7 separate regions of the Homo sapiens genome follow, and regions 2, 3, 4, 5, 6 and 7 are each linked to region 1. The links are chromatin contacts, found by Hi-C or POLR2A ChIA-PET in ENCODE. All regions are on one chromosome and are shown on one strand. The core of a region is the stretch at or near the end of the contact, and the rest is flanking DNA. Distances in the headings are between cores, read along the strand shown.

The links. A loop is a pair of places that touch in the nucleus more often than their neighbours do. ChIA-PET counts read pairs that join two places held with the same protein, here RNA polymerase II (POLR2A). Pooled maps may share reads with other maps.
Region 2: a loop to region 1 is called in a pooled map, with 2.4 times the contacts of the local background. The contact joins the enhancer-like site here to the promoter of CDC25A in region 1. A Hi-C loop is called at or near these places in 1 of 50 pooled maps. POLR2A ChIA-PET finds 5 or more read pairs at or near these places in 2 of 52 experiments (CD4-positive, alpha-beta T cell and IMR-90).
Region 3: a pooled map shows a loop between it and region 1 (8-fold over the local background). The contact joins the enhancer-like site here to the promoter of CDC25A in region 1. A Hi-C loop is called at or near these places in 6 of 50 pooled maps. POLR2A ChIA-PET finds 5 or more read pairs at or near these places in 2 of 52 experiments (activated CD4-positive, alpha-beta T cell and activated T-cell).
Region 4: a map of naive thymus-derived CD4-positive, alpha-beta T cell shows a loop between it and region 1 (12-fold over the local background). The contact joins the promoter of ARIH2 here to the promoter of CDC25A in region 1. A Hi-C loop is called at or near these places in 1 of 168 maps with a recorded cell type or tissue (naive thymus-derived CD4-positive, alpha-beta T cell), 2 of 37 single-sample maps with no recorded cell type and 9 of 50 pooled maps. POLR2A ChIA-PET finds 5 or more read pairs at or near these places in 1 of 52 experiments (H1).
Region 5: a map of naive thymus-derived CD4-positive, alpha-beta T cell shows a loop between it and region 1 (17-fold over the local background). The contact joins the promoter of SCAP here to the promoter of CDC25A in region 1. A Hi-C loop is called at or near these places in 1 of 168 maps with a recorded cell type or tissue (naive thymus-derived CD4-positive, alpha-beta T cell), 1 of 37 single-sample maps with no recorded cell type and 8 of 50 pooled maps.
Region 6: a loop to region 1 is called in a pooled map, with 10 times the contacts of the local background. The contact joins the promoter of PRKAR2A here to the promoter of CDC25A in region 1. A Hi-C loop is called at or near these places in 1 of 37 single-sample maps with no recorded cell type and 6 of 50 pooled maps. POLR2A ChIA-PET finds 5 or more read pairs at or near these places in 2 of 52 experiments (SK-N-SH and naive thymus-derived CD4-positive, alpha-beta T cell).
Region 7: a map of CD8-positive, alpha-beta T cell shows a loop between it and region 1 (29-fold over the local background). The contact joins the promoter of IP6K2 here to the promoter of CDC25A in region 1. A Hi-C loop is called at or near these places in 1 of 168 maps with a recorded cell type or tissue (CD8-positive, alpha-beta T cell), 2 of 37 single-sample maps with no recorded cell type and 9 of 50 pooled maps. POLR2A ChIA-PET finds 5 or more read pairs at or near these places in 3 of 52 experiments (WTC11, activated T-cell and endothelial cell of umbilical vein).

What each region holds. Positions count from the first base shown.
Region 1 is chr3:48,186,085-48,190,288 of GRCh38, reverse strand. CDC25A (cell division cycle 25A) reads left to right here and starts at 1,872. Exons shown (of 15, transcript NM_001789.3): 1 at 1,872-2,511; 2 at 3,510-3,586. The coding sequence starts at 2,342. RefSeq lists a silencer at 2,206-2,415 and an enhancer at 2,159-2,787.
Region 2 is chr3:48,950,249-48,954,452 of GRCh38, reverse strand. The region is part of intron 3 of ARIH2 (ariadne RBR E3 ubiquitin protein ligase 2); the gene reads right to left. Among named protein-coding and RNA genes, the nearest start is that of ARIH2OS, 33 kb to the right of the region's middle. Within about 2 kb of position 1,757, at least 2 of the 41 ENCODE cell types and tissues checked have a DNase peak (open chromatin) inside an H3K27ac peak, as active enhancers do.
Region 3 is chr3:47,419,326-47,423,529 of GRCh38, reverse strand. It overlaps SCAP (SREBF chaperone), which reads left to right. Exons shown (of 23, transcript NM_012235.4): 10 at 994-1,088; 11 at 2,501-2,599; 12 at 2,758-2,976; 13 at 3,826-4,202. Among named protein-coding and RNA genes, the nearest start is that of PTPN23-DT, 40 kb to the right of the region's middle. RefSeq lists an enhancer at 1,969-2,018. Within about 2 kb of position 2,334, at least 22 of the 41 ENCODE cell types and tissues checked have a DNase peak (open chromatin) inside an H3K27ac peak, as active enhancers do.
Region 4 is chr3:48,916,795-48,920,998 of GRCh38, reverse strand. It overlaps ARIH2 (ariadne RBR E3 ubiquitin protein ligase 2), which reads right to left and starts at 2,157. Exons shown (of 16, transcript NM_006321.4): 1 at 2,001-2,157. It overlaps ARIH2OS (ARIH2 opposite strand lncRNA), which reads left to right and starts at 1,614. Exons shown (of 1, transcript NR_161301.1): 1 at 1,614-3,211. RefSeq lists enhancers at 1,027-1,777, 1,778-2,529, 2,255-2,724, 2,530-3,280 and silencers at 1,835-1,914, 1,985-2,084.
Region 5 is chr3:47,474,121-47,478,324 of GRCh38, reverse strand. It overlaps SCAP (SREBF chaperone), which reads left to right and starts at 2,384. Exons shown (of 23, transcript NM_012235.4): 1 at 2,384-2,526. It overlaps LOC105377073 (a long non-coding RNA gene), which reads right to left and starts at 2,380. Exons shown (of 3, transcript XR_940821.3): 1 at 1,961-2,380; 2 at 1,623-1,683. RefSeq lists a silencer at 2,297-2,836.
Region 6 is chr3:48,845,840-48,850,043 of GRCh38, reverse strand. PRKAR2A (protein kinase cAMP-dependent type II regulatory subunit alpha) reads left to right here and starts at 2,170. Exons shown (of 11, transcript NM_004157.4): 1 at 2,170-2,709. The coding sequence starts at 2,448. It overlaps PRKAR2A-AS1 (PRKAR2A antisense RNA 1), which reads right to left and starts at 2,107. Exons shown (of 3, transcript NR_109997.1): 1 at 2,019-2,107; 2 at 1,636-1,939; 3 at 1-1,057. RefSeq lists a silencer at 2,028-2,357.
Region 7 is chr3:48,714,877-48,719,080 of GRCh38, reverse strand. IP6K2 (inositol hexakisphosphate kinase 2) reads left to right here and starts at 1,860. Exons shown (of 6, transcript NM_016291.4): 1 at 1,860-1,924.

The sequences.
Region 1 (4,204 bases), core at 623-3,122:
TCATGGTAATAATTCCATTATTAGAAGGAGCTTTATGCTCAGCGGACCAGAGCTCCCTGAGAGCAGGGATTGTGGTATTATTTCAAGCACTGAATTTGTTCTAGTAATCCTTAAATAAACATATGTTGAATGAATGAATGCAGTAACAGGAATGTTGAGCCAAGTTTTGTTTTTGTTTTTTGAGACGGAGTCTCGCTCTGTTGCCCAGGCTGGAGTGCAGTGGCTCGGTCTTGGCTCACTGCAAGCTCCGCCTCCCGAGTTCAGCCATTCTTCTGCCTCAGCCTCCCGAGTAGCTGGGACTACAGGCGCCCGCCACCACGCCCGGTAATTTTTTGTATTTTTAGTAGAGCCGGGGTTTCACCATGTTAGCCAGGATGGTCTCGATCTCCTGACCCCGTGATCCGCCCGCCTCGGTCTCCCAAAGTGCTGGGATTACAGGCGTGAGCCACCGCTCCCGGCCTGTTGAGCCAAGTATTAAACCACATAAAACACAGGAGGAGAGGAAAGTATTCAGAGATACGACAGGGAGAACTATTTGAAACAGTGGGACCACAGACCATGTGAACTGTGCAGAGAGGCCTAAATAGCCTGGGGTTTCTGGAGGGAAGGGAGGTTCCTGGGTGGTGGAGCACTGGTGCACAGAAAAGGAGATGAATCCTGAGAGAGAGGTTCCTCACTGTGAAGGGTCTGGTGTTGGGGCCAAAGGTTTGGGGTTTCCACCTGTCCAGCATGGCTTTTCAAACTGTAGGGTTTTTTTTTTTTGAGTGGGGGGCAGGGGGTGTCTCACTTTGTTGCCCAGGCTGGTCTCAAATTCGTGGGCTCAGGCAATCCTCCCACCTCGCCCTCCCAAAGTGCTGGGATGATAGGCGTGAGCCACTAAGCCCAGCAGTAGGTTGCAATTAAATCATGCACTTATGGCCCTCAAAATCCGTCTAGGAGCTGCCACAGGTTCGGCGCTGTAAAAGTAAATATGCCCACTTAGAAAATGGGGATAATTCCTATGTCACAGAGTTGTAAAGATTAAATGAATTAATACAGATTAACACACTGGGAACAGTGTCAAGTGCATAAGCATTATGTAAACTTTAGCTATTATTTGCTATTATTGTGTTTGCTGTTATTTCTCTCTAGGAGCTCCCAGGGGGCTAAGAAGTGGTGGGAAAGAAAGAAATGATTCTAAGAGCATCCAATAAGGGCTAGAATGGAAGTGAGCAAAAAATGCTGAGGCCCACAGCACAGGTTGTACTGCGGGGTTCAAATCCCATGAGGCCAGCAGCACCCAGGGTCTGTGAGCCCTCCAGAGTTGGGCCCTGGTGGTCGAGTCCAGTCCTGGGGGTCATTGCATTCCCTCCCTCATTATAAAATGGGGCCTGGAGGCCCGGGGCGGAAGAAAGGGGTCCACAATACTGCACGGTTAGAGGCCGAGCCAAGGCTGGATCCGGCCAGACCTCCACAGGTCTTCCTTAGCCTCCACATTGCCTCAGAGTGTGGGGCGCCCGGCTGGGGGCGAGGTAGCGGAGGCCCAAAGGGGGCCGAAGCTAACTGGACGGCAGCTCGCGATGGGAACTACGCTTCCCAGCATGCGACGGGGCAAAGGGGCCTTTCAGCCGCGAGCAGCGCCTCGCAGGTTCTGCTGGGAGTTTTCATTGACCTCTGCTCCCCCTCTCATTTTGATCCCCGCTCTTCTGCTCTGGGCTCCGCCCCCTTCTGAGAGCCGATGACCTGGCAGAGTCCCGCGAGCCGCTTTCTTCTTCCCCTCTCATTGGCCCAGCCTAGCTGCCATTCGGTTGAGAGGAGGAGAAGTTGCTTACTGATTGGTGGATTCCGTTTGGCGCCAACTAGGAAAGGGGGGCGGGGCAGCAGCTGGCCCCACTGAGCCGCTATTACCGCGAAAGGCCGGCCTGGCTGCGACAGCCTGGGTAAGAGGTGTAGGTCGGCTTGGTTTTCTGCTACCCGGAGCTGGGCAAGCGGGTGGGAGAACAGCGAAGACAGCGTGAGCCTGGGCCGTTGCCTCGAGGCTCTCGCCCGGCTTCTCTTGCCGACCCGCCACGTTTGTTTGGATTTAATCTTCAGGTTGCCGGCGCCCGCCCGCCCGCTGGCCTCGCGGTGTGAGAGGGAAGCACCCGTGCCTGTGGCTGGTGGCTGGCGCCTGGAGGGTCCGCACACCCGCCCGGCCGCGCCGCTTGCCCGCGGCAGCCGCGTCCCTGAACCGCGGAGTCGTGTTTGTGTTTGACCCGCGGGCGCCGGTGGCGCGCGGCCGAGGCCGGTGTCGGCGGGGCGGGGCGGTCGCGGCGGAGGCAGAGGAAGAGGGAGCGGGAGCTCTGCGAGGCCGGGCGCCGCCATGGAACTGGGCCCGGAGCCCCCGCACCGCCGCCGCCTGCTCTTCGCCTGCAGCCCCCCTCCCGCGTCGCAGCCCGTCGTGAAGGCGCTATTTGGCGCTTCAGCCGCCGGGGGACTGTCGCCTGTCACCAACCTGACCGTCACTATGGACCAGCTGCAGGGTCTGGGCAGGTAAGGAGAGACCGGCGGGCGGTGCTCCGGGCCCCTGGCCTCGGTGTCGGCCTCGGAGAGATCAGGCCAGGAAACGGACCGGGAGAAGGGCGAGACCCGTCCGTCCGGGTTCGCCGCTCGGGGACAGCCGGGCTAGGGCCTGCCATGTGCACCCCCGCCCGGGCGGAATGTTGGGCGGGAGAGGCCGTCGGGACCTTCCAGGGGAAGAGGTGGAGATCCTTGGGCCTAAGCCCGAGCCAGGCCCACCTTCACCCCTTTCGGATTGCTCCGTACTCTCCTTCTATCTCTATCCCTGGAAGCTCTTTGGAATCTACCCCCGCGGGGAAAATCAGGCTCTTCTAGGCACTCACTTTCACCCTTTGCTAAACCATCCTCAGGATCTTCGTTTGCTGTGATCTTTGTTCCTTCTCAACAAAGGACCATGGCATTTTCTTTCCTGGCGTTTATGTAAAATCATCTCAGTCCCTCGCCCTGTGCACATTCCTGATGTCCACTCTGCTGCTTTCCTAAGGCCAGGTCTTTTTACCCAACTTTCAGAAAGCTTCCTGGGCTTTTCCTGATAGCAAAAAATGCATCCCACGGTGTTTCCCGCGGAAGAGCTACTTTCCCTTCAATCTCTGGCATCCCGTTTGCTAAGCACATGTCTTGTGCGTTTCCCAACTTCTGAAAAGCAGAAAGTGTCCTGTTCAACTTTCATCCCGACTCTGTCTCAGTACTTAGAACACATGCTTTTATTTTAGGAAATACCCCAACATTTGCCATAGCCATCATAACCTGCAATGTGGTCCAAGGCCATGCCCACCCACTCCTTTTTTCTCCTTTGCCCAAGTGCTAATTGGGTGTTCAGAGTGGCAAAGTGGGATCTTTGCCACTTGTGGTGTGGCCTAGAAATGGTTTCTGGCAGCCTGGCTGCTTCTTAATCTCATGGCCTATCTCCTGCATGTGACCTTTTAATTATATCCTATAAATCATTCATGGTTTATTTCTGTTGGTTTCAGTGATTATGAGCAACCACTGGAGGTGAAGAACAACAGTAATCTGCAGAGAATGGGCTCCTCCGAGTCAACAGATTCAGGTATTTAAGTCTGCTGTGTGGGGAGCAATACTCTGAATTTCCTGAAACATGCCTTTTCACCCAGGAGGTTAGTTTTGGTGAGAACTTGAGGAAGTCATGGCATTGGGTGATAAACTTTTTTTTTTTTTTTTTTGAGACAGAGTTTCGCTCTTGTCGCCCAGGCTGGAGTGCAATGGCATGATCTCAGCTCACTGTAACCTCCACCTCCCGGGTTCAAGTGATTCTCCTGCCTCAGCCTCCCGAGTAGCTGGGATTACAGGCATGCACCACCACACCCGGCTAATTTTGTATTTTTTAGTAGAGACAGGGTTTCTTCATGTTGGTCAGCCTGGTCTCGAATTCACAACCTCAGGTGATCCGCCTTCCTCGGCCTCCCAAAGTGCTGGGATTACAGCGTGAGCCACCGCGCCCGGTGATAAACATTATTGAGAACAATACAAAGGAGCCCTTGTGGCTGTTTATGAAGAAAGGAAATAGGTTTCAAATGTCTATAAGGAGGTGGTGTGTGCTTGCCCTTGAAGGATGGGTAGTAAAGTATAATTCACCATACCACTGTAAGTGGCATTCAGGCAATCTTACTGGTTAAAATACAGGATCAAATGATTGGAAGTACAGTGT
Region 2 (4,204 bases), core at 508-3,007, 760 kb before region 1:
ACTTTTTTTTTTTTTTGAGACAGAGTCTCACTCTGTTGCTCCGACTGGAGTGCAGTAGTGCGATCCTGGCTCACTGCAAGCTCTGCCTCCCGGGTTCACGCCATTCTCCTGCCTCAGCCTCCTGAGTAGCTGGGACTACAGGTGCCCACCACGATGCCTTAGTAGAGACGGGGGTTTCACAGTGTTAGCCAGGATGGTCTCGATCTCCTGACCTTGTGATCCGCCTGCCTCGGCCTCCCAAAGTGCTCGGATTACAGGCGTGAGCCACCAAGCCCGGCCTTTTCTTTTTTTTGCGACAAAGTCTCGCTCCTGTCCCCACGCTGGAATGCAATGGCGCGATCTTGGTTCACTGCAACCTCCGCCTCCCAGGTTCAAGCGATTCTCCTGTCTCGGCCTCCCAAGTAGCGGTGATTACAGGCACCTGCCACCACTCCCGGCTAATTTTTGTATTTTAGTAGAGAGTGTTTCACCATGTTGGCCAGGCTGGTCTCAAACTCCAGACCTCAGGTGATCCACCCGCTTCGGCCTCCCAAAGTGCTGGGATTACAGGTGTGAGCCACCACGCCCAGCCAAAACATTTTTTTTTTAATTAGCTGGGCATGGTGGCATGTGCCTGTAGTCCCAGCTACTCAGGAGGCTAAGGTAGGAGGATCGCTTGAGCCCAGGAGGTAGAGGCTGCAGTGAGCCATGATCACGCCACTACGCTCCAGCCGGGGTGACTCAGCAAGACACTGTTTCAAGAAAATGAATAATGGCTGGGCGTGGTGGCTCACACCTGTAATCCCAGCACTTTGGGAGGCCAGGTGGGCGGATCATGAGATCAGGAGATCGAGACCATCCTGGCTGACACGGTGAAACCCCGTCTCTACTAAAAATACAAATAATTAGCCGGGCGTTGTGAGGCACCTGTAGTTCCAGCTACTCAGGAGGCTGAGGCAGGAGAATGGCGTGAACCCGGGAGGCGGAGCTTGCAGTGAGCCGAGGTCGCACCACTGCCCTCCAGCCTGGGAGACAGAGCGAGACTCCGTCTAAAATAAAAAATAAAAAAAAGAAAATGAATAATCATGTTTAATAACTATAATACTTTTCAAAGCTTATGGGGTCTAACTGCCAAAATCATAAATTAAAAATTCACAGATTATTCCTGATTTTAATTCAGTTTGGCTCATAATTTGATAAGATGTTGATTTCAATTGATGAATTTCAATCTACTCAGAATTGCTGGCCAGGCGCGGTGGCTTACACCTGTAATGCCAGCACTTTGGGAGGCCGAGGCGGGCAGGTCACCTGAGGTCGGGAGTTTGAGATCAGCCTGGCCAACATAGTGAAACCCTGTCTCTACTAAAAATATAAAAATTAGCCGGGCATAGTGGTGGGCACCTGTAATCCCAGCTACTTGGGAAGCTGAAGTATGAGAATCGGTTGAACTCGAGAAGCAGAGGTTGCAGTGAGCCAAGATCGCGCCACTGCACTCTAGCTTGGGTGACAAGAACGAGACTGCGTTTAAAAAAAAAAAAATTGCTGACAGTAGAAATACTAAGATATTCTTTCTTTATGCACATATACCAGGCAATATAAACTCCCTTGTTGCCAAATTCAAACATTTCTCATACCTTATCTTGCTGACAGAAATCAGACACTTAACTTCCTTCTGCCTTAATGACCCCCTCTTGATCTCTATGATGTCTTTTGCAGCACCTGTTCAGGTACTCTGTGCTCTTCCTCTTGTATCCCCATCTTGCCAGTGGGGGGCACCACATTCCCACTCCTCTCAAGGTAGGACTGTTGGCCTTTTCCTCCACGTCTCACTCTTCCTTAACCACTTTACCCTCTCCCATCATCACCACTCCAGTGTCCAATCTCTAGTTCTTCCTCTCCTCAGCACTCCCATCAGAAGGGCCTCACTCACATGGAAAGGCATCTTAATGTATATCCCTTCCACTCCATCATCCTCAGGATGAGCTTCCTGACACCCTTATGCAACAGTAATAATAACACAATTCTTGCAGATCCCTTAACTCTTGCCAGGATCAGTTCCTACCTTGTTTAAAACCCATCACTGCTCTCCAGTATTGACAGGACAAACTTTATATGCCTTAGTAGAAGAGAGTCTTCAGGACCCATCACCTAATTCCTCCCCACAGCAATTCACTGAATGATTCCAGAACCCCCATATGTTTCTCTTAACTGTCAGCTACCAATAATGCCCTTCTTTGTAGCATACATTTAGAAATTAAAGAACATACTTCTATAGAACCCCTGTGTCAAAGCAGGAATCAAAAGAGAAATTAGAAAATGTTTTGAACTGAATAACAAAAATACTACATAATTTGTGAGATGCAGCTAATATAATGCCTACACAAAAATTTAAAACTATAAATGTATATATTAAAAAAGGTCCAAAAATCAATGACATAAAGATCTAACCTAAGACGCTAGAAAAATTTAGTCACTGCCGTGTATTACAGCTAAAAAAGGGAAGCTAGAAAAAGATGACTAAGTTAAAACGAAGTAAAAAGAAGAAAATAGTAACAATTAAAAAGAGAAAGAAATAAAATCCAAGTAACAGCAAAAATTAACGAAGTCTAAAAATGGATTCTTTAAAAATATCAACAAAGTTGATAAAACAGAACAATTAGGAAAAAAGAGAAAACAAATTATCCATAACAGAGGTAGAAGATGGACCACCCCCTACAATTCTTATAGACATTAAAGGGAAAATAAGAAAATGTTATGAATAACCTAATTCTAATAAAATTGACATCTTAAATGAAATTAACATGTTCTTTGAAGAATACTTACCAACAATGACACAAAATGAAAAAGAAAAACTGAGCAGCTCTTTATATAGTAAAGACATTGAAGTCATGATCGAAACCCTTCCCACCAAGTTCCAGGCCCAGGGATTTTACTGATGAATTCTATCAACACTAATTTTACATAAACACTTTTACAAACTAGAGAAGAAAGGGACATTTCTTCCAAACTCATTTTATGAGGTTAGCATAACCATGATAAAACATAACCAAGAAAAAAAACCCCAATATTCCACAGACATAGACACAAAAATCCTTAATTTAAAAATTTGCCATTGCACTGAAGCCTGGACAAGAGTGAAACTCCACAGGGGGAAAAAAAACACTAATAAATGAATTTATGAATTTACTAAGGTAAAAAAAATACAAAGTTGGCCTGGTACACTGGCTCACGCTTGTAATCCCAGCACTTTCAGAGGCTAAGGCAGGCAAATCACTTGAGCCCAGGAGTTCAAGACCAGCCAAGGCAACATGGCAAAACCCTGTCTCTACAAAAAGTACAAAAAATTAGCTGGGCATGGTGACATGAACCTGTTGTCCCATCTACCTGGGAGGCTGAGGTAGAAGGATCACTTGAACCTGGGAGGTTGAGGTTGCAGTGAACCATGATAGCTCTACTGCACTCCAGCCTGGGTGACAGGGCAAGACACTGTCACAAAATAAAAATTAAAAAAAAAAAAAAAAAGAAGAAGAAAGAAAATACAAAGTCAATATATACAAAAACCAAATGTTAGAATTCAAAGAAAGAGCCATAAAAGTATTTCTATATAGCAGCAAATTGAAAAATTAAGTGGGTGAATTTTAATAATTTATTTTATTTAACCTAATATATCTGAAATTGTATTATTTCAACATGTAACACATAAAAAAGCATTGATAATCTATTTTTATCCTTTGTTTCATTCTAAGTCCAGTCTGTATTTTAGACTTACGGCACATCTCAATTCAAACTGACTGTATTTCAAATGAGCAATGGCCACACATAGCTACCATACCGGGCAGCACAGCTACAGATTTTGAACACAACAATCAAAACCAATCAAAATGAAAATCCCAATCAAAATCACAAGCTTTTTAATAAAATTAATAGTTGATTGCAAAATCTGTAGAAATGTAAAGGATCCAGAATATCCAAAGCAATCTTGAAAGAAAAGAGCAAAGTTGAAAGACTTACACCATCTGACTTCAAGACTTACTATAAAGCTACATACGGTAATCAAGACAGTGGAGATACTGGACTTCATCAAAATTAAGCTTTTACTCAACAGACATCATTTAGAAAATGGAAAAGTAGGAAGCAGAACTAGATGGAGTAAAAAAAGGAAAAAAAGAAAATGGAATAGACAGACCTATAGATCAATAGAACAAAACAGAGTCTAAAAGGAAAC
Region 3 (4,204 bases), core at 1,085-3,584, 770 kb after region 1:
CCCACCTACTCAAGAGGCTGAGGTGGGAGGATTGCTTGAGCCTGGGAGGTCAAAGCTGCAGTGAGCCGTGATCACACCACTGCACTTCAGTGTGGGTGGGGCTTGTGTTTGGTGGTGGCTTTCTGTCTGGGGAGTTTAGCGCCTAGTATTTTCTCTTACTGCCTCACTCCAGCACACTAGGCCCAAGCCCCGGGGGCTGGCCATTTCAGAGACGCTGCCTTCACGGCTGCCAGAAAAGCTCCCTCTGGCCCTGCTGGTAGAAACTGGGGATCTGGGGTTCTAGGGAAAATGAGAAAAGGGAGAGCCTGGCCTTGGAGGCCTGGTCACTTGAGCCTCTTCTTCCTCGTCACCCCATGTCTGTGAGGAATGGGGCTGTAGGCAGCCGTCCATTCATCCAGACCTCTGTGAGCCTCTGTGATAAGCCAGGCCCTGTGCTGGATATGGAGTTAGGAAGAGATGGGGCGAAATTGTCCTTACCCAGTAAGAGCACAGAGCCTTAGACATGCGACAGTGTGATAGCGTGGGATCAGGGCTCACTACAGGAAGGGGCTTGAGGAAGAACGCAGCCAGGTCCTCTACCCGCCGAGTGCTTCTGCCATGTGGTTGATGGGCACACTGTCATGCTGGCCCGTGCAGACCAGACAAGAACCACATGCGGAGGTTGGATGTGGTTGTTGTGGGTGGCACTTGGCTTTCCTTGTGGATTTTCTCATCTCCACACTCTGCTTCTTCCCTCTTTTGATGATTATAGCTCTCCTCTGCACCCTCCAGGCTGTGAACACCCGTTCCCCGTAGCAGCTGTGTGGTGGTGATGGCCCCTTAAAGTCTGGGCATTAGCAGGACCCTGAGGGTTGGGGTGCTTTGGTGGAATGGCTCCTTCAAAGGGCTGGGGGGCCTTGCCATGCCTCTGCCACTCCGAGGCCCATGAGGTTGTGTGAGTCATGTCGCAGAGTGGCCATGTGTTGCCCTGTGCCCTGTTGCTGCCCTCTGCAGGCCTAAGCAGCGAGAGCTGGTCCATCATGAAGAACATGGCCACGGAGCTGGGCATCATCCTCATCGGCTACTTCACCCTAGTGCCCGCCATCCAGGTAAGGCCCCAAGGCCTGCCACCTGGATGAGCATGGAAGCAACTGCTGTGCTCCCCAGCTGTGCAGCCATGGGCAGGGTGCTCCCCTCTTCAGCACAGGCATCCTTGCTTCTGAGGTGGGACCTCTTTGCCTGGCAAGCAGATCACTACAGCACCCAGATGGCCCCTGGCATGCCTGGCTCAGAAGTGCTCAGCAAACCCTGGCTGGGTTCCCAGATTGAGCACCTAGCCAGGCAGACTCTGCCCTTGACCCTGTCTTCCTACCCCTCCCTGCCTGCTTCCCTTTCAGCCAAGTGGCAGGAGGAGGCTGCAAGGGCATGGCAGGAGCTGGGGACTGGCTGTGCAGTTTGTCACACCTGTTTCCCATTTTTGAGGGAGAAGCACCGTGGGGTTCCTAGACCCTTCCTCCGGTCTCCTCCCTTGGCCCTGGCCTGTGCCGCAGTCGCCAGACGCATGGCCTTGCCTGGCCTGACCAGTGGGAGGGCCACCACCCATTGCCCAGAGTGACCCTGCTCTTGGCAAAGTGCCCTCACTCAGCTGTGGGCTGTGAGCAGAGGTGGAGGTGGCCCTGCACTGAGCTGGAACCCCAGACTGATGCCAGCCATTCCAGAAGGAGTTGCAGGAAGGGGAGGATGCCATCTTTTCTCGCCCGTCTTTCCCCCAGGGCTGGCAGGCCAGCTGAGGGATGGGGGTGAGCAGAGAACAGATGGGCTGTGGGCTGCTTCTCCTGGAAAAACAGTAGTATCTGCAGGATAGGGTACAGTCTTGGGACGTTAGAGCTGAGACAACCACTGTGCCACTATCTGCACTCCATGGTCTTACCCCAGATCGGAGTAGCACTGTGGTGATGTGCTAGAGGTCTCAACACCGACATCTCAGAAAATTTTGTCTGCTGACAGAGCTTGGGGAGCAGAGAGCTCACCCTTTTTCAGTTTTAGAGAATTAATCCCTCTCTCTCTCTCTTCATTGTTCCGGGGCAGTTGCTGGCTGGGAACCTTTCTGAGAGCCCCTGAATCAGGCCTGGGCTCTAGCTGGGTTGGTGATGCATGAGCAGGGCGGGGGCTCAGTGGGGAAGGACTTTTTGGGGAGCAGGCTGGTGGGGCTTAGAGGTTTCCGGGTTGGATCAGGCCTTCAGTCCCCTCTAGAGGGACCGGAAGATTCAGGGAAGGTACTTCCCCTTCCCTTTCAGCCCTTTCTGAAGAAAGTGTGAGGGTTTCTTCTGCCCCCTGGTGGAGACGGGGTGAGCTGCTGCTGGTATGTGAGCTGAGGACCAACCAGCATCTCTCATCTCTGCTGTGCCCTGCCTGCTGCTGCCCTGCCGGTTATGAGGTGGCTGCAGTCCGGGTACTGCTCCTCTTGGGCTGGGACAGTGAGGTCACGGCACCCCCCCATCCCCATGTGCTCTGATTCCAGGAGTTCTGTCTCTTTGCTGTCGTGGGGCTGGTGTCTGACTTCTTCCTTCAGATGCTGTTTTTCACCACTGTCCTGTCCATTGACATTCGCCGGATGGAGGTAGGAGTGGGCTGAGCCCTGCCCTGCCCGCCTCCTCAGCCCTGGCTGTACTGAGGGAGTCCTGGGTGAGAAGGGTGTAGACCTCGGGCAGGACAGCGGTCCTGTGCGAGCAGCCTCTGGATGGTGGACTCAGGCCCTGACCACTGTGCCCCCAACAGCTAGCAGACCTGAACAAGCGACTGCCCCCTGAGGCCTGCCTGCCCTCAGCCAAGCCAGTGGGACAGCCAACGCGCTACGAGCGGCAGCTGGCTGTGAGGCCGTCCACACCCCACACCATCACGTTGCAGCCGTCTTCCTTCCGAAACCTGCGGCTCCCCAAGAGGCTGCGTGTTGTCTACTTCCTGGCCCGCACCCGCCTGGCACAGCGCCTCATCATGGTACCTGCCACCCCTGCCCTGCCCTGCCCTCTTCTGGAGGGCCGGTGCTCCAGGCCCCTTGTGGTGCTGCACTTGGCCTTAGAGTGGCAAAGGGTATTCCTCAGGCCCTGGTGGCCCCTGGAAGCCTGGCTCTGGGGAGTTGCCCGTTGTGTCCTCCCTGCCCAGACCCTAGTGGCTTCTGAGGAGATAAGCCTGTGGGAGAAGCAGCTCCAGGGTTCTCAGGTACAGGAGCCATCCTCTCCCCAGAGTGGCCCAGGACAGGAGCCTGTTAGTTGAGTGCTCTGGGATGGACCCACTTGTGGCCACCACATTGCCCTGGGTCGGGTTCATCGGCCGCTGCATGGTGTGCAGACACTGGAAAGTGCTGGGCAAAATCATTCACCAGCCGGGCTGGGCTGGCCTTGGGGCAGCAGTGCCTCTTCCAGGGAGCTGAACTGAGATGGGAGGAAGGCTGAGGCCCCCTGGGACTAGGACCTCTGGGGGACTCTGGAGCAGGTCAGGTTGCTGGCCCTCTGACCGTAGGAATGGTAGCAGCTTTCTGGCTCCAGCTGAGGTGGAGCTTAGGGGTGGGGACATTCTGTGTCAAACCTCAGGGTGCTTCAGTGTATTTCCAGGCCAAGAAACTCAGCCCCTAACTGTGGAAAGGCAAGCAGGCCCCTCCAGCAGCAAGTGTTGGCAGGTGTTAGCAGGAGGACTTGGAGAGGCAGGAGAAAAGGACGCAGTGGGGCCTGTGTCCTCTCTCCATCCCCAGGCCTGAGGTCCCTGTGCTGCTTCCTCTCAGCATGAGGGCTGAAGCTGCTGGGGGTTGGGGCCCATTCCTCCCACTGAGTACCCCCTGCCCCACTGCAGGCTGGCACCGTTGTCTGGATTGGCATCCTGGTATACACAGACCCAGCAGGGCTGCGCAACTACCTCGCTGCCCAGGTGACGGAACAGAGCCCATTGGGTGAGGGAGCCCTGGCTCCCATGCCCGTGCCTAGTGGCATGCTGCCCCCCAGCCACCCGGACCCTGCCTTCTCCATCTTCCCACCTGATGCCCCTAAGCTACCTGAGAACCAGACGTCGCCAGGCGAGTCACCTGAGCGTGGAGGTCCAGCAGAGGTTGTCCATGACAGCCCAGTCCCAGAGGTAACCTGGGGGCCTGAGGATGAGGAACTTTGGAGGAAATTGTCCTTCCGCCACTGGCCGACGCTCTTCAGCTATTACAACATCACACTGGCCAAGAGGT
Region 4 (4,204 bases), core at 908-3,407, 730 kb before region 1:
AGAGACAGAGCGGGACTCAAAAATAAAAATAAATAAATGAAAGAAAGAAAAAGTGCTGATCTTGTTCCAAGGGGACAATATTTCTTTTCTTTTCTTTCTTTTTTTTTTTTTTTGAGAGTCTTGCTGGAGTGCAGTGGCGCGATCTCGGCTCACTGGATTACAGGCGCCCGCCACCATGCCTGGCTAATTTTTTGTATTTTTAGTAGAGATGGGGTTTCACCGTGTTAGCCAGGATGGTCTCGATCTCCTGACCTCGTGATCCGCCCGCCTCGGCCTCCCAAAGTGAGGAGGATTATTTGAGTCCAGGAGATTGCAGCGAGCCATGATCACGCCACTGCCCTCCAACCAGCCTGGGTGTAATCCCAGCTGTAATCCCAGCTACTCGGGAGGCTAAGGCAGAACTGCTTGATCTGGGAGATGGAGGCTGCAGTGAACCGAGACTGCACCACTGCACTCCAGCCTGGGCAACACAGTGAGACTCCGTGTCAAAAAAAAAAAAAAAAAAAGAAATTGCTCACAGGCTTCTCACCAACCAAATATTTAGGTGGGGAAAACTCCAGGCTCCTCCAAAAAAAAAAGAGAGAGAACTCCATTTCATACTAAATGTTCTAGGTGCACATTTAAATGAAAATTTAATTTTTAATCATCTCAAAGTTAAATATCCGAATTCTACTTGAAAAAGTGGGCCGGGCACTTTTTCAAAAAAAATTTTTTTAAAGGTCATGCACAGTGGCTCACGCCTGTAATCCCAGCACTTTAGGAGGTCAAACCGGGAGGATAGCTTGAGCCCAGCAGTTCAAGACCAGCTTAGGCAACCTATTAAGATCACGTATCCACAAAAAATTTTACAAATTAGCCAGGTGTGGTGGTACGTGCCTGTGGTCCCAGCTACTTAGGAGGCTAAGAAAGGAGGATCACTTGAGCCCAGAAAGTCGGGGCTGCAGTTAGCTGTGATCGCCGCCACTGCACTCCAGCCTGGTGACAGCAACTTTGTCCCGCCCACCAAAAAAAAAAAAAAAAAAAATTTCCTCCAGAGCCAAAGTCACATGTTCAGGGGACCTAACAACCAACCATCCTGGGCTTGCCCACCACGCACAGAACACGTAAGTTTTAGTGAGTCTGAAGACGTTTACTCCAGATATGATCACTAGCGCTGAATTCAGGTCATTTACTAACTACACCTCCGAAGAAAAACGACTTGGCACAAAACTAGAAATCAGCAATTTCGTTTCAAAATCCTACACTTTGTATCTGTCTTTTCTAATACGGTGACCACTAGCCACATGTGGTTATTTAAATTTAATTACACTTAAAAAGTAAGTAAAATTTAAAATTTAGTTTCTCAGGTGCACTAGCCTACAGGTCAAATGCTTAACGGCCACGTGTGGCTAGTAGCTACCATGCTGAACAGCAAAGGTAAAGAACATGTCGCTATGACAGAAAGTTCTATGGGACCAGGCAATGAACAGTACTAAGGAGAAGTCATCCAAGAACGCGGCTGCCCAACCAGCTTCTGGCGAGGCGGCGGCACAGCTCCGGGGCCGCACATCCCTAGGGGCGCCGCGGGCTCCGGGATATTCGCGCGGACGCGGAGCCCGCGAGCTGGGGATACCCTCCACAGGCGGGCGTTAAACCGCGCGGGCAGCGCTGCGAGAGCTCCCAAAGATGACTCGAGTGGTGAGCCCCGAGGCGGCGCGTTTCCCCGCCGCGCCAGACAGGGAGAGAGGGCCTAGATGTGCCGGCGCCGGTTGGTCAGAGGCGGTGGCCTCTGACCTTTCCGAGAGCTGAGAAGGCGGCGGGAGGAAAAAAGGCAGACACACGCTGGGCGCCCGGCCGCTGACGGCGGGTAATGCTCGGACAACGTGCCGGCGACGGGGAGCGCCCGGGCCTCCCGGGCGACGGCGAAGGCGGAGTCCCGGCCCGGCCAGGGAGGCGCGCGGAGAGGCCCCCCCAGCGGCCAGCCAAGGTAAACAAGGCCGTGACGTGCGCCGCGCACTTACCGGGAGCTGCGGCCTCGCGGCCGCTGAGCCCGAACAAGCCAGACCGGGTCAGGCCGGGCCAGAGGGACCGGATTGGGGCGAAGCGGCAGCGGAGGCGGCGGGCCGACGCCGGTCAAGCCCGCGCTGCTTCCTCCAGAAGAGTCGTCCCCACAGCTCCGGAAGTGCTTGGCGCCGTTGCGTCACTTCCGGATCGGGGTCGACCCACGGTCGCTCGGGTCGCGACAGGCTCCCGGCTAGAGGGCCTGTTTAGCGCCGCCTCCTTGAAACTTAGCGCTCTGACCCAGAGTCTGACCAGGGTACGGCAGGCGCCGACCGCGTCTGGAGCCACTATTCGCCTACCAGCGTCTCCCGTCGAGATGTTTTTAACCAGCGCGTTTCTCACCGGCTTCTCATTTCACTGTTTGTACTCCGGGATCGGGCACGGAGAAGACATCCTGGCGTCAGTGGAGCAGATAACCATTGTTTCTCGGCCGCTATCTGGTCAGAGGGGAGCTGGGCCGGGAAATTCTGCCTACACCCCGAGGCGGTCGCAGGGTGGCCCCAGAGCCGCAACCACACCAGGCTTTCGCTTCCCCTGCCGAGGCCTCGTTCGCCGCGCAGTTCTCCGACTTACGGTCACCGTGCAAGATTGCATCTTAACTGCCTTGCTTGCAGTTTCTTTTCACAGTATAGGAGTTGTCATCATGACTTCCAGTTACCTTCTGGGACCGGTTGTCAAATGATGTGGCTAGAGACGGAGGCTCACTCAGATTGTTGCTGCACCACAATGGAAATGCCAGTATGAAGCCGCTGATGTTAGGAAGGCTCCAGGTTGTGCAATTCCATAGACAACAAATCAAATCATTTCCAACCATACTGGAGTCGCGTATATACATATTCAAGACACCTGTGCAGGCCGGGCGCGGTGGCTCAAGCCTGTAATCCCAGCACTTTGGGAGGCCGAGGCGAGTGGATCACGAGGTCAGGAGATCGAGACCATCCTGGCTAACACGGTGAAACCCCGTCTGTACTAAAAGTACAAAAAAATTAGCCGGACGTGGTGGCGGGCGCCTGTAGTCCCAGCTACTCGGGAGGCTGAGGCAGGAGAATGGCGTGAACCCGGGAGGCGGAGCTTGCAGTGAGTCGAGATGGCGCCACTGCACTCCAGCCTGGGCGACAGAGCGAGACTCTGTCTCAAAATAAAATAAAATAAAATAAAAAATAAAACAAATAAAGACACCTGTGCTGGCTGGTCGCTGTGGCTCATGCCTGTAATCCCTGCACTTTGGGAAGCCGAGGTGGGAGGATCGCTTGAGCCCAAGAATTTGATGTAGTGAGACCCCCCTCCTTTCTACAAAAAAATTAAAAATTAGCTGGGCGAGGTGGCACACACCTGTGCATCCCAGCTACTCAGGGGGCTGAGGTGATATAGGATCGCTTGAGCCGAGGAGGTCGAGGCTGCAGAGTGCCAAGATCGCACCACTGCAGTCCAGCATCGGTGATAGAAGGAGACCCTGTCTCAAAACAACAATAACAAACCATACAATGTAGAAAGCCATTAAAAATCATGCCGCGTGGCCGGGCACCGTGGCTCACGCCTGTAATCCCAGCACGTTGGGAGGCCGGAGCCGGCAGATCACGAGGTCAGGAATTCGAGACTGGCCTGACCAGCATGGTGAAACCCTGTCTCTACTAAAAATTTACAAAATTTGCCGGGCGTGATGGTGGGCGCCTGTAGTCCCAGCTACTCGGGAGGCTGAGGCAGGAGAATTGCTTGAACTCGGCAGGCGGAGGTTGCAGCGAGCAGAGATCGCGCCACTGCACTCCAGCCTGGGGGACAGAGCGAGACTCTGTCTCAAACAACAACAACAACAAAAACCTTGTCGGGTGGACTGCTCTGCCTATGGAGTAGCAATTACTTTTTTTTTTTTTTTTTTGAGACGGAGTCTCGCTCTGTCGCCCAGGCTGGAGTGCAGTGAGAGAGCCGCTATCTCCGCTCACTTCAACCTCCGCTTCCTGGGTTCAAGTGATTCTCCTGCCTCAGTCTCCCGAGTAGCTGGGACTACAGGCGCGCACCACCGCGCCCAGCTAATTTTTTTTTTTTTTTTTTTTTTTTGACGGAGTCTCTCTCTGTTGCCCAGGCTGGAGTGCAGTGGCGCGATCTAGGCTCACTGCAAGCTCCGCCTCCCGGGTTCACGCCATTCTCCTGCCTCAGCTTCCCGAGT
Region 5 (4,204 bases), core at 1,135-3,634, 710 kb after region 1:
CATGCTTCAAGGCACAAAGGTACTTAGCTAGGTGCTTGTCAGTTTTGGAGCCTCTTATTTTTTGTGGGGGAGTGTCCAGACTTCACTGAGGGTCAGTCCTCTGCAAACACAGCTTTGATGGAGTGGTTGGGTGGGAAGAGGTGGTGAGTGAGGAGAATGACAGCAGTTCCCAAGGCAGTCTGGCTAAGTCCTGCCATGGAGGTGGTTAAAAGACAGGCTCCTGACCCTCTCTGGAGAGAAGACTTTGGTACAGTGGGCCCAGGGCTCAGGAGGACTCCTTCATGCCCAAGGTTTCTGAGGGGACAAATGATGGTATTTCAAGGGATCAGACCTGGAGAGAGTGATGTCAGGATAGGTAAGGGGTGTAGGTAAGTTCCCCTGAATGCTCTCTATTGTTGCTTCTCTCTCATTTAATACAACAAACAGGATGGGCACGGTGGCTCATGCCTGTAATCCTAGCAGTTTGGGAGGCCAACATGGGAAGGCTGCTTGAGCCCAGGAGTTTGAGACCAGCCTGGGCAACACAGCAAAAGACCCCATCTTGATAAAAATAACAAAAACAAAAATGGCATGGTGGCGCTCATCTGTAGTCCTACCTTCTTGGGAGGATCACTTGAGCCCAGGAGGTTGAGGCTGCAGTGAGCTATGACCACACCACTGCACTCCAGCCTGGGTAAAGGAGTGAGACCTCAAATGTAAAAATAAAAATAACCTAAAAAATTCTTTCTTTCTTTTTTTTTTTCTTTTTTTTTTTGAGACGGAGTCTCGCTCTGTCGCCCAAGCTGGAGTGCAGTGGCATGATCTCGGCTCACTGCAAGCTCTGCCCCCCGGGTTCATGCCATTCTCCTGCTTCAGCCTCCCGAGTAGCTGGGACTACAGGCACCTGCCACCACGCCCGGCTAATTTTTTTTTTGTTTGTTTTGTATTTTTAGTAGAGATGGGGTTCCACCGTGTTAGCCAGGATGGTTTCGATCTCCTGACCTCATGATCTGCCCGTGTTGGCCTCCCAAAGTGCTGGGATTACAGGCGTGAGCCACCGCGCCCAGCGAATACTTTCTTTATAGGATCAAAATTCCCATATTAAGCCAAAAGACAATGCTGAAAATGTCATAACCCTGAAAGTCACTTTGGGCCAAGGCCCACTGTCCCCATTGTTACTTTCATTGTGACAATAGTGTGGTGGGCAAGGAGGGAGGCCAGAGTCCGGTGGGAACTGGGTTTTAGGAGGAGGTATCTGAAGAATGTGTAGTGGGTCGGGGGCTGGTGCGGTCAGAAGGGCCACCTCTAATTTCTGCCTTGCATTGGTGACTAGATCTGCACTTTCTGGAACTCCCAGAGAAGTTTGCTGGTGCCTTTGAGGGCAGGTACAGGGCCTGCCTTATCCAGGTAGCCCTGGGGTGGGTGCGGGTGTCTCGGGCAGTAGGCAGGGGCTGAGGGGAGGCTTACCTCTGACACAAGACCTGGGTACAGCAAGGGCATGCAGTAGCATGATCAAAGTCCCCCCAGAGTGGTCCGGGCAGCGTCTCTAGTTGGGCCAGAGCTGGGCAGGTGGGGACCTGTGTTTCCCTCGAGGGGAGGCAGCCTCCCCTTCCCCTTCTGTGAGGCCCTGTAACAAGACCTACCTCGGATTTTCAGGAGGGCCAAATGCGAGGACATGTACAATACCAGCTCCGCAACTGACACCTAGTAAACAGTGAACGTAGCTGTTGCTATTATAACAAATACCTGTTCCCTGTGGAAAATGGTTAAATGTCAACTTATGCTTTTAAATGTCTATAGGGAAACTAGTTTTATGGACATTATTTATTCTTCTCATCTGCATTTGCAGTGTATCTCGGCCCAGCTGCTTCTAATTTTTTGCCATTATAAAACAGGGAACATGAGCATCTTGTGCAGGGTGGGTTTTTTGTTTTTTGTCTCACTGTGGCCTCGACCTCCCGGGCTCAGGTGATCCTCCTACCTCAGCCTCCTGAGTAGCTGGGACCACAGGTGCGCGCCACCACAGCCGGCTAATTAATTTTACTTGTGGAGACGGAGGTCTCCTACGTTGCCCAAGTTGGTCTCTAACTCCTCGGCTCAAGCGATCTTCGCGCCTTGGACTCCCACAGTGTTGGGATTACAACCGCGAGCCACCGTGCCCGGCTTTCTGCAAGTTCTTGATGACCGATGAGAGCCGGTGGGCCCAAACCCGGCGGGCCCTAACCCGGCTTCACGCTCCGCCCGGCCCGGCCCGGCCCGGCCGTCCATACTTCCCTCCGGTGTCCACCAGAGGGCGAACGGGAGACGCGAATGTGGTTCGACTACGCATGCGCACGCCGCTGGGCGCACGTGCGGAGGGCGGCGGGGCGGGAGGGTAAAGGTAGGAGGTGAGAGGTGAAGGGGCGGGCACCCGGCGGCCAGGAGAGAGAGGGAGGGCGCCACGCACCGGACTGCGGGCCGAGAGCGCGCACGCCGCGCTCCGCCCCTGCTGCCGCCCCCGTCGCCGCCGCCGCCGCCGCCGCAGCTTGGGAGGTGCTGCCACCACAGGTACCGTCACGCGGGTGCTCAGGGCGCCTGCCCGCGGGCCCCAGCTCGACCCCAGCCGCGTGGAGCTGGGAGTTCCGGAATGGGGGCCGCTAGGTTCGGGGGTGCGTGGGCATGGCGCTGTCCAGCAGCCGTGCGGGCCGGCCCTGGAGACCGCAGGCCGGCAAGGAGGCAGGGCCGCGCGTCCCCACCCCCAACCCGGCCGTGTCCCTGCACCGGCCGGCCCCTGGAGCTCCGCGTCCCCACCAGACCTCCGCGGGCCCCTGGTGTGACGGGGGGAGATGCGCGGCGTCGCATCCCCTGGCCTAGTTGCTCCGGGAAGCTGTTGTAGAACCTGCTTTGGTGCTGTTTGGGTTTTCCGGAGTGCGGGGGAGAGCAGGTTCTCCACTTTGCCTCTTTTGGAAGATCTTATTGAGAGACAACGCTAGTTGCTTTGCTGGTTTTGCTTGGTTTCTAGTTTTCCGTATTGCTTAAACCTCAACTTTGCTCACTAATGTTGCTTCTGTTTACTTCTGAGTGGGTTTATGACCTCAGTATTTAACCGGCTTATAATGTCACGATAGCGTTAGTTGCAGGGAGCCCTGGCTCCGGACTGTTTGAATCACAGAAAGTTGTGCAGATGGGAATGCGGAGGGGGGGGCAGTGAGTCGCTGTGGGGGCTCTGGCAGGGGTCAGCCCCTGGTTCGGGTCACTCACTGCTCCACCTTGTATGGCGACAGTCGGAGCTAGGTGAATAAACTCTTTCTGGGGATTTTGTAATACTTATCGTGAAGCGGCCATAGAAAAGGTTTAATGTTAGCGTTGCGTGTGTTTCTTTTATTTGGCCAAAAATTTGTGGAGTTTGGTTATGCCGTGTCTTTATTGGTTTGCTGTCAGGTCAGGATATTGAGCAAAAGACTGACGCTTTTATTAGGGAGTCAGGGTCGAGGGTGTCTAGTTAGTGCTGTATCCATTTTAGGTGTTCCTCAGTGATGCCTAAAGACTTGTTTTTTGTTTGTTTGTTTGGAGACAGGGTCTCACTCTGTCTCCCAGGCTGGAGTGCAGTGGCGCGATCTCGGCTCACTGCAGCCTTGATTTCCTGGGCTCAGGTGATCCTCCCACCTCAGCCTCCCCAGTAGCTGGGACAGCAGGTGTGTGCCACCACGCCCGGCTAATTTTTGTATTTTTTTGTAGAGATGGGGGTCTTGCTGTGTTGCCCAGGCTGGTCTTTAACTCCTGGGCTCAAGCATTATACAAGCCTTGGCCTCCCAAAGTGTTGGTATTACAGGCGTGAACCACCGTGCCCGGCCAAGACCTGTATCTTTTAAAATGTGTGTTAATATAGTTTACATTTTAGGTGTTTTACACATTTGCAGTATTCCCACTGAGCACATGATGTAAAAAACACTATATAAATATATTTAACACTGTATAAATATATTTCCATATTTATTCTTTTGGTCATAAATTGAAATGGAAAGAATTAGGCTTTTTAAATTTATTATGAACTGATCTGATGTTTGAATGCTCTCTCTTTTCTTTCTTTCTTTTTTTTTTTGAGATGGAGTCTCGCTCTGTCGCCCAGGCTGGAGTGCAGTGGCGCCATCTCGGCTCACTGCACCCTCCGCCTGCCGGGTTCAAGCGATTCTCCTGCCTCAGCCTCCCAAGTAGCTGGGACTACAGGCGCCCGCCACCATGCCCG
Region 6 (4,204 bases), core at 921-3,420, 660 kb before region 1:
GAGAATGGCATGAACCCGGGAGGTGGAGCTTGCAATGGGCCGAGATCATGCCACTGCACTCCAGCCTGGGCAACAGAGCAAGACTCCATCTCAAAAACAAACCCAAACAAACAAAATGGCCAGGTGCAGTGCCTCACGCCTGTAATCCCAGAACTTTGGGAGGCTAAGGCGGGCAGATCCCTAGGTCAGGAGTTCGAGACCATCCTGGCCAACATGGCAAAACCCCGTCTCTACTGAAAATACAAAAATTAACTGGGCATGGTGGCAGGTGCCTATAATCCCAGCTACACAGGAGGCTGATGCAGGAGAATTGCTTGAACCTGGGAGGTGGAGGTTGCAGTGAGCTGAGATCGTGCCATTGCACTCCACCTTGGGCGACAAAAGGAAGACTCCATCTAAAAGAAAAAAAAAAAGCCAGGTGCGGTGGCTCACGCCTGTAATCCCAGCACTTTGGGAGGCTGAGGCGGGTGGATCACGAGGTCAAGAGATTGAGACCATCCTGGCCAACATGGAGAAACCCCATCTCTACTAAAAATAGAAAAAATTTGCTGGGTGTGGTGGTGCACGCCTGTAGTACCAGCTACTTGGGAGGCTGAGACAGGAGAATCGCTTGAACCTGGGAGGCAGAGCTTGCAGTGAGCAGAGGTCATGCCATTGCACTCCAGCCTGGGCGACAGAGTGAGACTCCTCTCAAAAAAAAATAGGGGCCTGGCAGAACGGTCGCCCTCATTCCTTCCAGATGCCTTTTGAATGCTCTGCTGGATGGGTGGTTGGCTGAGCCGTGGGGCATCTGAGAACAAGTCAGTAGACCTTCTCCAAGAGTATGCAATAAGGACTGAGCAGGAAAAAAGTTGGAGACTGCCTGTCCCCTCACAAAGTTGATGGTCTAACATTCTTCTCAGGGTCAAGAAACTTGTCCAGGGAGACACTGCTGTTTATAATCACAGGCCTGCTTAGCCTAGAACCTGGGCTGGCCTCTTCATCAGTGGGGATGAGGGCTCCTTGCTCCCAGCTGCTCAGCTCCCAGCAGCATTGAGCTCCTGGGTGTGTGCCAAGCCTGTATGGGAGGTGATAGGGAGGATTTTAATTAATACTGAGTAATTACCAGGCGGTGTTTAAGCATCCCAAATGCCCTCAGGTTCCCAAACCTACAGCTACTCTCTTCCTGGCTAGGCCTGTAAGGAGAGGGGGACTCTGCTCTATGCCCAGTGGGCCTTTGGTTAGCACGTAGGCTGTAGACTGGACATCCCAGGAAGGTCTCCACCTTTTTCAATACCCTTCCAGTTTGGTAGGAGGAGGAGGGCAATTTGGGAAATAGTCTGGCCTCTACAGTTCACCTATACCATCTTCCCAGGGGCAAAGGATAACAATGCCTGTGGTCTGCTCAACTTCATCAAGCAGTGTTGACCTAGGGCCCAGTGTAGAATGTGGGGAGAGGAATGGGCAGACCTAGATCTGGGGACCCTGGTGAAAGTGCTCCAGGAGGAACAGGCACAGAGGTCTTTGCTGCTTTTGGCCTTATTTCCCTTTCTCACTGTACACATTTGGCTGAGTGAACTCTTTCAAATTTATTTTTCTGTCTGTGGCTCTCAAATTATGATCTCATTCAAACGCCTACTTCCTACAAGGCCTTACCCGTTTGACATCTCAGAGACCTGACAGACTCCTGAGTTATTCCACCATTCCACCTGGCAGCCAAGGTGGTCTTGACTCCACCAGGCCTTTGCTCTTGTTGTATGTTCAGATGGCTTTCCTCCAGATCTTCCCCTGGGCGGGTCCTGCTCAGGCCTCGGGGCTAGCTTGAATGTCACGCCGGAAAGTGAGCCCTCTCTTGCCCTTCATCACAGCAGAATCACACTGATGTGCTCGTATGCTTCTGCTTCTCGCTGTGTCTCTGGTGCTTAGTAAGTGCTGGCCAAAAAGAGGCTCTTGGCATCAGCTGAAAGAATAATTTAAAGGTCTTCAGGACCAGGCGAGAGGCACTAATCGGTCCCCTTCATGGGTAGACCGTTCATTACCTAATTCCCTGGATTCCCTCCGTGAGCTGGCATCAGGAACACTCCACTGTCTCGACCCCCCGACAGCCCGAGGGGGCGGGTCATCTAGTGGCGCAAGCGCACTGAGGGCCGGTGCTAAGCGGGGACGCGCACGCCCGCGGTGGCGTGCGTCACAACCAGGACGCCTGCCCCGCCCGTCCAGCTCGCCTGCCCGTCGGTCCCCGCGGCGGCGGCGGCTGCCCAGTGACAGCGGCGGCGGTGCCAGGTCGGCCGTGGTAGCGTAGGGTTGCGCGGCCCGGAAACGCAGAGCCGGCCAAAGAGCGGCGCGACGTGAGCCGGGGCCGTGCGCGAAGAGACCTCGCGGGCGCGGAGCGAAAGGCCGGCGTGAGTGAGCGCGGAGACAGTGGCCGCCGGCGGCCCAACCCGTCTATCCCTTCGGCCGCCGCCGGCATGAGCCACATCCAGATCCCGCCGGGGCTCACGGAGCTGCTGCAGGGCTACACGGTGGAGGTGCTGCGACAGCAGCCGCCTGACCTCGTCGAATTCGCAGTGGAGTACTTCACCCGCCTGCGCGAGGCCCGCGCCCCAGCCTCAGTCCTGCCCGCCGCCACCCCACGCCAGAGCCTGGGCCACCCCCCGCCAGAACCCGGCCCGGACCGTGTCGCCGACGCCAAAGGGGACAGCGAGTCGGAGGAGGACGAGGACTTGGAAGGTAGGCTGTGGGCGGGGCCCTGGGGAGTGGTGCAGGAGGTCTCCAGAGGTCTAGAGGGGTGGCAGGGAGCCAGGTGTCGCGCCGCAGCCAAGCCGACCGCAGGCTGGGATTGGGAGCTCTGTAGCCGCGTTTCTAGCGTTTCCCTGAGACACCGGCGTGAGCCCGCGTGCGCCACTTCCAAATTGAGCTCCGCGATCCTGCGAGCCCTAGAGCGCACCGAGTGATTTGTCAGATCCAGCCTTGAAGGAAACGTGCGCGCTGTCGGCCCTGCTAGAGGATCCCTCGCCTTTGCTTAAGACCCTTCACCAGTTTTGGCTTCGAAGACAACAGCGTTCTCATCCAGTGACTTGTGTTTAATTGATAGGACAGTAAGTTTGTTTGGAAATAATAATTTTTTTTGAAAAGTTACTGTGAAAACTTTTAAGCATAGACAAAAGAGGAAAGGTGAGATGAATCCCTATATGCCATCACCTACATTTAACAGTTGCGTTTGTCACAAAGTTTCATCCATACCTTTTTTCTTTCTTTGCCGAAGTGTATTAAAGCAAATCTCTCAGGTCATTTCACCTCTGCTTACTTGAGTTTGTATTTCTTCAAACATGGTCCCTGGGAATATTCCTATTTTTAAAAACTTGGCCAAAACGATTGAATCAAATTTGGTGAGAGTAAATAATTATCTTGCCGGCCGGGGCAGTGGGCCCCTATAGTCTATACCAGCTACTCTGGAGGCTGAGGAGGAAATATCGCTTGAATCCAAGAGTTCGAGACCAGCCTGGGCAAAATAGACACCCTACCTCATTTTTGAAAACGAAAAACCTGGCCGGGCGTGGTGGGTCACGCCTGTAGTCCCAGCACTTTGGGAGGCCGAGGCGGGTGGATCACCTGAGGTCAGGAGTTCGAGACCAGCCTGGCCAACATGGCGAAACCCCGTCTCTACTAAAAATACAAAAATTAGCCGGGCGTGGTGGCGGGCGTCTGTAGTCCCAGCTACTTGGGAGGCTGAGGCAGGGAGAATCGCTTGAACCTGGGAGGCGGAGGTTGCAGTGAGCCAAGATCATGCCACTGCACTCCAGCCTGGGCGACAGAGCGAACTCCGTCTCAAAAAAAAAAAAAAAGAAAAAGGAAAAACCCAGTAACTATATTCTTGTTTAGTGGGTGGGTTGTAGCTTTAAAGGAAAGGATCCCAGCAGAGACTGAGATCAGGAGAGCAGCTTCATTGGCTCTACTTGCTGTGTCAGGATTTATCATTTAGTAATAGTAAACCTTCTCCAAGAGTTTGCAATAAACTCCAAGAGTACGCAATAAGGACCGAGCAGGAAACAAGTTGGAGACTGTCCCTCCCCTCACAGATTTGGTGATCCAAGATCATCACACCTTTTTTTTTTTTTAAAGTCAGGATCTCGCTCTGTCACCCAGGCTGGGGTGTAGTGGCACAATCAGGGCTCACTGCAACCCCAACCTCACAAGCTCAAGGTATCCTCCCACCTGGGCCTCC
Region 7 (4,204 bases), core at 611-3,110, 530 kb before region 1:
GGTACTGAGTGCTGGGGGCAGAGTGGGGCAGGTTACAGTCTGAAATGAGGGGCTCTGAGAGCTGGGGTGCAGCTCTTTGGAAATCTGTGCAATCCAGGCATGGGAACAACCATAACTCATACACTGTGCAGGAGAGTGCATGGGGTGTGATGTGTGAGGAACACTGGGAGATTGAGCAGCAAGGCCAAAAGCTGGCCGGGGAGATACAGTCGGGGGGGTGATAGGGAATTATGAAGGTCCTGATGTCTCTGGTTTTCCCTTGGGGAGGAAGTACTCCAGGGTTCTGAGCAGGGAATGGGAGGATCTGACTCATGTATTCACAGGCTGATGTGTGCAGAACAGACTGAAGGCATCAGGGGCAGCAAGAGGAGACCAGGAGGCAGCTGTGACATTGCACTCAAGAGAAATGGTGGCAGTTTGGACTCAGTGAAAGGTATGGAGGTGGCAAGAAGTGATTTCATTCTGGGTAGATGATGCTGATGGAGACAGCAGACCTTCCTGGTGCACTGAATATAGATGGGAAAGAGAGTAGTCAAGGGGTACTTTGAGGTGTTTGACTTGAGCAATAAGAAGGGCTGAGATGCTATCACTCAATTTGGGGAAAGTGGGGTGAAGTAGGTTTGGCGGATGAGCCAGTGTTAGGGTAGCACAAGTTGCGTTTGAGATGCCAGCAACTGGAAGTCAGAGTGCAGATGTCTAGTTGACAGTGGGACTAGTGAATCTGCCACTCAGGAAGGGTCTGGACTGGACAAACACTTTTAGGAGTGATTGACATGTAGGTGGCATTTGAAGTCATGAGCCTGGATAAGATTTTGGAAGAGTGAGTGTAGACAAAGAGAAAACACACAGATGAGAAACTGGTGAGACTGGAGGAAACCAGGAGGACATGGAGCCCTGGAAACCACATGCTAAGGTGAGAGGAGCTGCTCACAGAAGTCTCTCCTATCCACTGTTATAAGGTCAGGGATATTTATTTATTTTCCTTTTTTGTTCACTGCTGTATTTCCAATACCGAGTGTAAGTGCTTAATAAATACTTGTTGAATTAAAAAGTGTATGAGTGAATTTACACCTTTGCAAATGCCCAGTACACAGGGCTGCAACATTGTTCTCCTTTACAGAAAGAGCAGAGATCAGGTAGGAGGCTCTGCCCATTCTCAGTGGCACTAACCCTCTCCTTTGCCTTTCACAGCTATGCTGACATTCACTCAGGTGAGAGCCCTTCTGTCCAACACAGGCCCAAGACAAATGAGCCTCAGACAAGCCCTGTGGTGTGGTGCTTGGTGGGAGCTGGGTTGGGCACTGGGTCATCCACCAGTCCCCAGAAAACTCTATGGCCACTTCTCTGTCCACCCTTCCATATCTAATAATCTGTCTGTCTGTATCTATAACCATTTCTTTGTCCACCGTCTACAGGCACTCTTTTGTCCCTCTTTCCGTCTATTCACATCCAGTCTTCTGTCCATCTGCTAGAGTGACCAACTTCCCAGTTTGTAGTGGACTGTCTCTGTGTTAGCATTGAAATTCCTGCATCCTGCGAAATCGCTCACTACTGAACAAACCAAGACTGTTGGTCAATCCATCTGTTTCCCAGGTATCCTGCTGTCCATCGGCCCGCAGCTAGTCTATCCACCCAACCGCCCGTCAGACCTCCGGCCCACCCTCCCAGACGGAGGACAATGCTCCGCCCTCTCTGGCCCCGCCCCCAGTCACCGCCTTTTCCGGAAGCTGCTGCAGCGAATCCTGGCACCCTAGCAACAGCGCCTTTCAGGCTGTCCAGTCCGCGTGCGCAGCTCCTAGGACGAGCCAATAGTGAGGGGCACCGGGAGCGAGGTGCAGGGGGCGGGGCTCGGCCTGGCCGCAGCCATTTTGGTGCGAGAGAAACAATAGGACGGAAACGCCGAGGAACCCGGCTGAGGCGGCAGGTAAAGCTCGCGTCCTATGGCCCTAGTGCCCGAGGAGCTTTGAGGGAGATTTTTTCAGGCTACTGGGAAACGGGATCTCTGATCATTGGAGTCTCCCAGGTTATTTGGGAAAGACTTCTTCCGTGGTCATTGTGGGGGAAATCTCCCGGGGTCCCTGTGGATTCGATTTCCCTGGGTCATTTGGGAGGAGGGTTTTTCTTCTGATCATTGGGGGAGGGATTTCCGTGGTTTTGGGGGTCCAGCATCCTCCCCGGTCATTGGAGGGGGTCTCCCGGGTTTGGGGGAGGGCAGGATCTTTCCTGGTCATTGAGATCTCCCCGGGTCTTGGGAAGCGCAAGATCTACGGTGTCATTGAGGGGTCTCCCCAGGTCATTGGCGGCCACGATCTCCCCAGATATTTGGCGGGTGGAGGGGTCTTCCCGGATCTTTGGATAGGGAGTCAGCTCAGCGCCTCAGGTACTGTTACCTGGGGTCGGCAGATGTGCAGCCATTTTGAGTGTTGAATGCCATTTGGGCCCGTCAGATGGTGTTCGATGAGGGAATCTACACACTTAACCTTATTATAGAAAAAATGCCTTTAAATGGATAAGAGGACACCTTTATAGTGATATTTCCACTCTTTACGTTTGATTACAGACCGCTTTTGTCTTTTGCATCCTAATGGCTTATTTCATTTTAGGATTGTATTCGTTCTCATATATCAACTAAGCTACACTAGCAGAAAAGTGAGTGAAAATAAAATGTAGAAACCAGTAAAATCCAGTGCTCTTAAATACCAGGGAAAACAGAACTAGTCACTGCTTGGAATTAAACATTTCCGTAGCAGAATGTACACAGAACAAAAAATCATCTTGAATAGTTTTAAGAAAAAGTACTGGCACTTTGGAACGTGGTAACAAAAATGTTGTAGATCATCGGTTCTATGATATTTTTAATAGAGGACCATGATTACAGTAATTTTGTTGAATTCTAGTGTTTAAAATGTTTGCTGTATTTGCAGTTGTAGCCAGGTAATATTTTAAGTGAACTAAGATGCTTATTTATATAGGTTGTTGCTGTGGGGTTTGTATAATTGCATCGTGTAACTTGGGTGTTAAGTATTTAAAGAGAAGCTTCAGGGTGTTGTTTTAACTTTAGCCACTATCAGAGTTAGAAAGGGCCAAATGAATACTTTATCACATTTGACATAATAGGCAAATTGATGGCCTAGTAACTTTTTTTTTTTTTGAGAAAAAGTTAAACTGTTAACTGTCATTTAAAATTTTTTTTCTATTTTCTGTGGTCTTGTCTGACATTGTCATTTCGATAGATTTACCTGCTTTGTGACTTTAGAATTCACAGGCATTGTTAGAAATCAAATGGAGAATCACTTGAGCCCAGCAGTTCAAGATCAACCTGGGCAACATAGCAACACCCTGTCTCTACAAAAAAAAAAAAAAAAAGAGAGAGAGAGAAAGAAATGAAATGGATAAGAACACTGACTAGAGTTAATACAATTGTAGAAACTAGCTTTTTGTTTGTTTGGTTTGTTTTTTATGCAGGGCCTGGGTAGGGAGGGAGCAAGGCAGGGACCTGGGAGATCTAGAAATCAGTGTAACAGATATAATAGATTTCTTTTGTGTTTCAAAGCTTCCTAGGTGACAGACAGGTACACTGTATGCTAGCCCTGTATCTGTCTGAGCAGTGGAATGTGCCAGGAAAGAAGGAGCAACCACTGACTGATGAACCTTTGCCAGTCTCCCTTCCAAGAGGGATGCCAGAGCCTTCTGTAAGCTCCTGAGATGTCACTGGTATCTAGGCAACAGGGATGAGCCTGAACCTCCCTGAGGCCAGCTTACTGAGGTGAAAATTTTCCATTGTTTGGCTCATAAAGAGGATGCACTGGGGAAGAATTTTCCCTTTAAGTGAAGTTATTTCACCTAGTGGGATAATCTTGGGTAACAAATTGAACACACTCTTATACATTAGAAAGTAAGCAGATGATTATTCTCATGTTATTACATTTTAAAGCATGTTTTTGTTTTTTTAAATTATGTTTTTGCCTATTTGTGTACCATATAATAAAAGTAATAAGAAGTAGTTGTGTTTTACAGTATATTCTGGTGGCAAGGAAATGTCCTTCTCTCCAAAAATTGAGTTTAGAGCCCACTTCAGGATTTGGAGAAGTCAATTTGCCGAGATGATGCACAGTTGATTTGGGTCTGTCATCCATAACCAGCTTCAGTAGTTACTAATTCCTGGCCAATCTTGTTTCATCTACACTGTGCCTATCCCCATCAC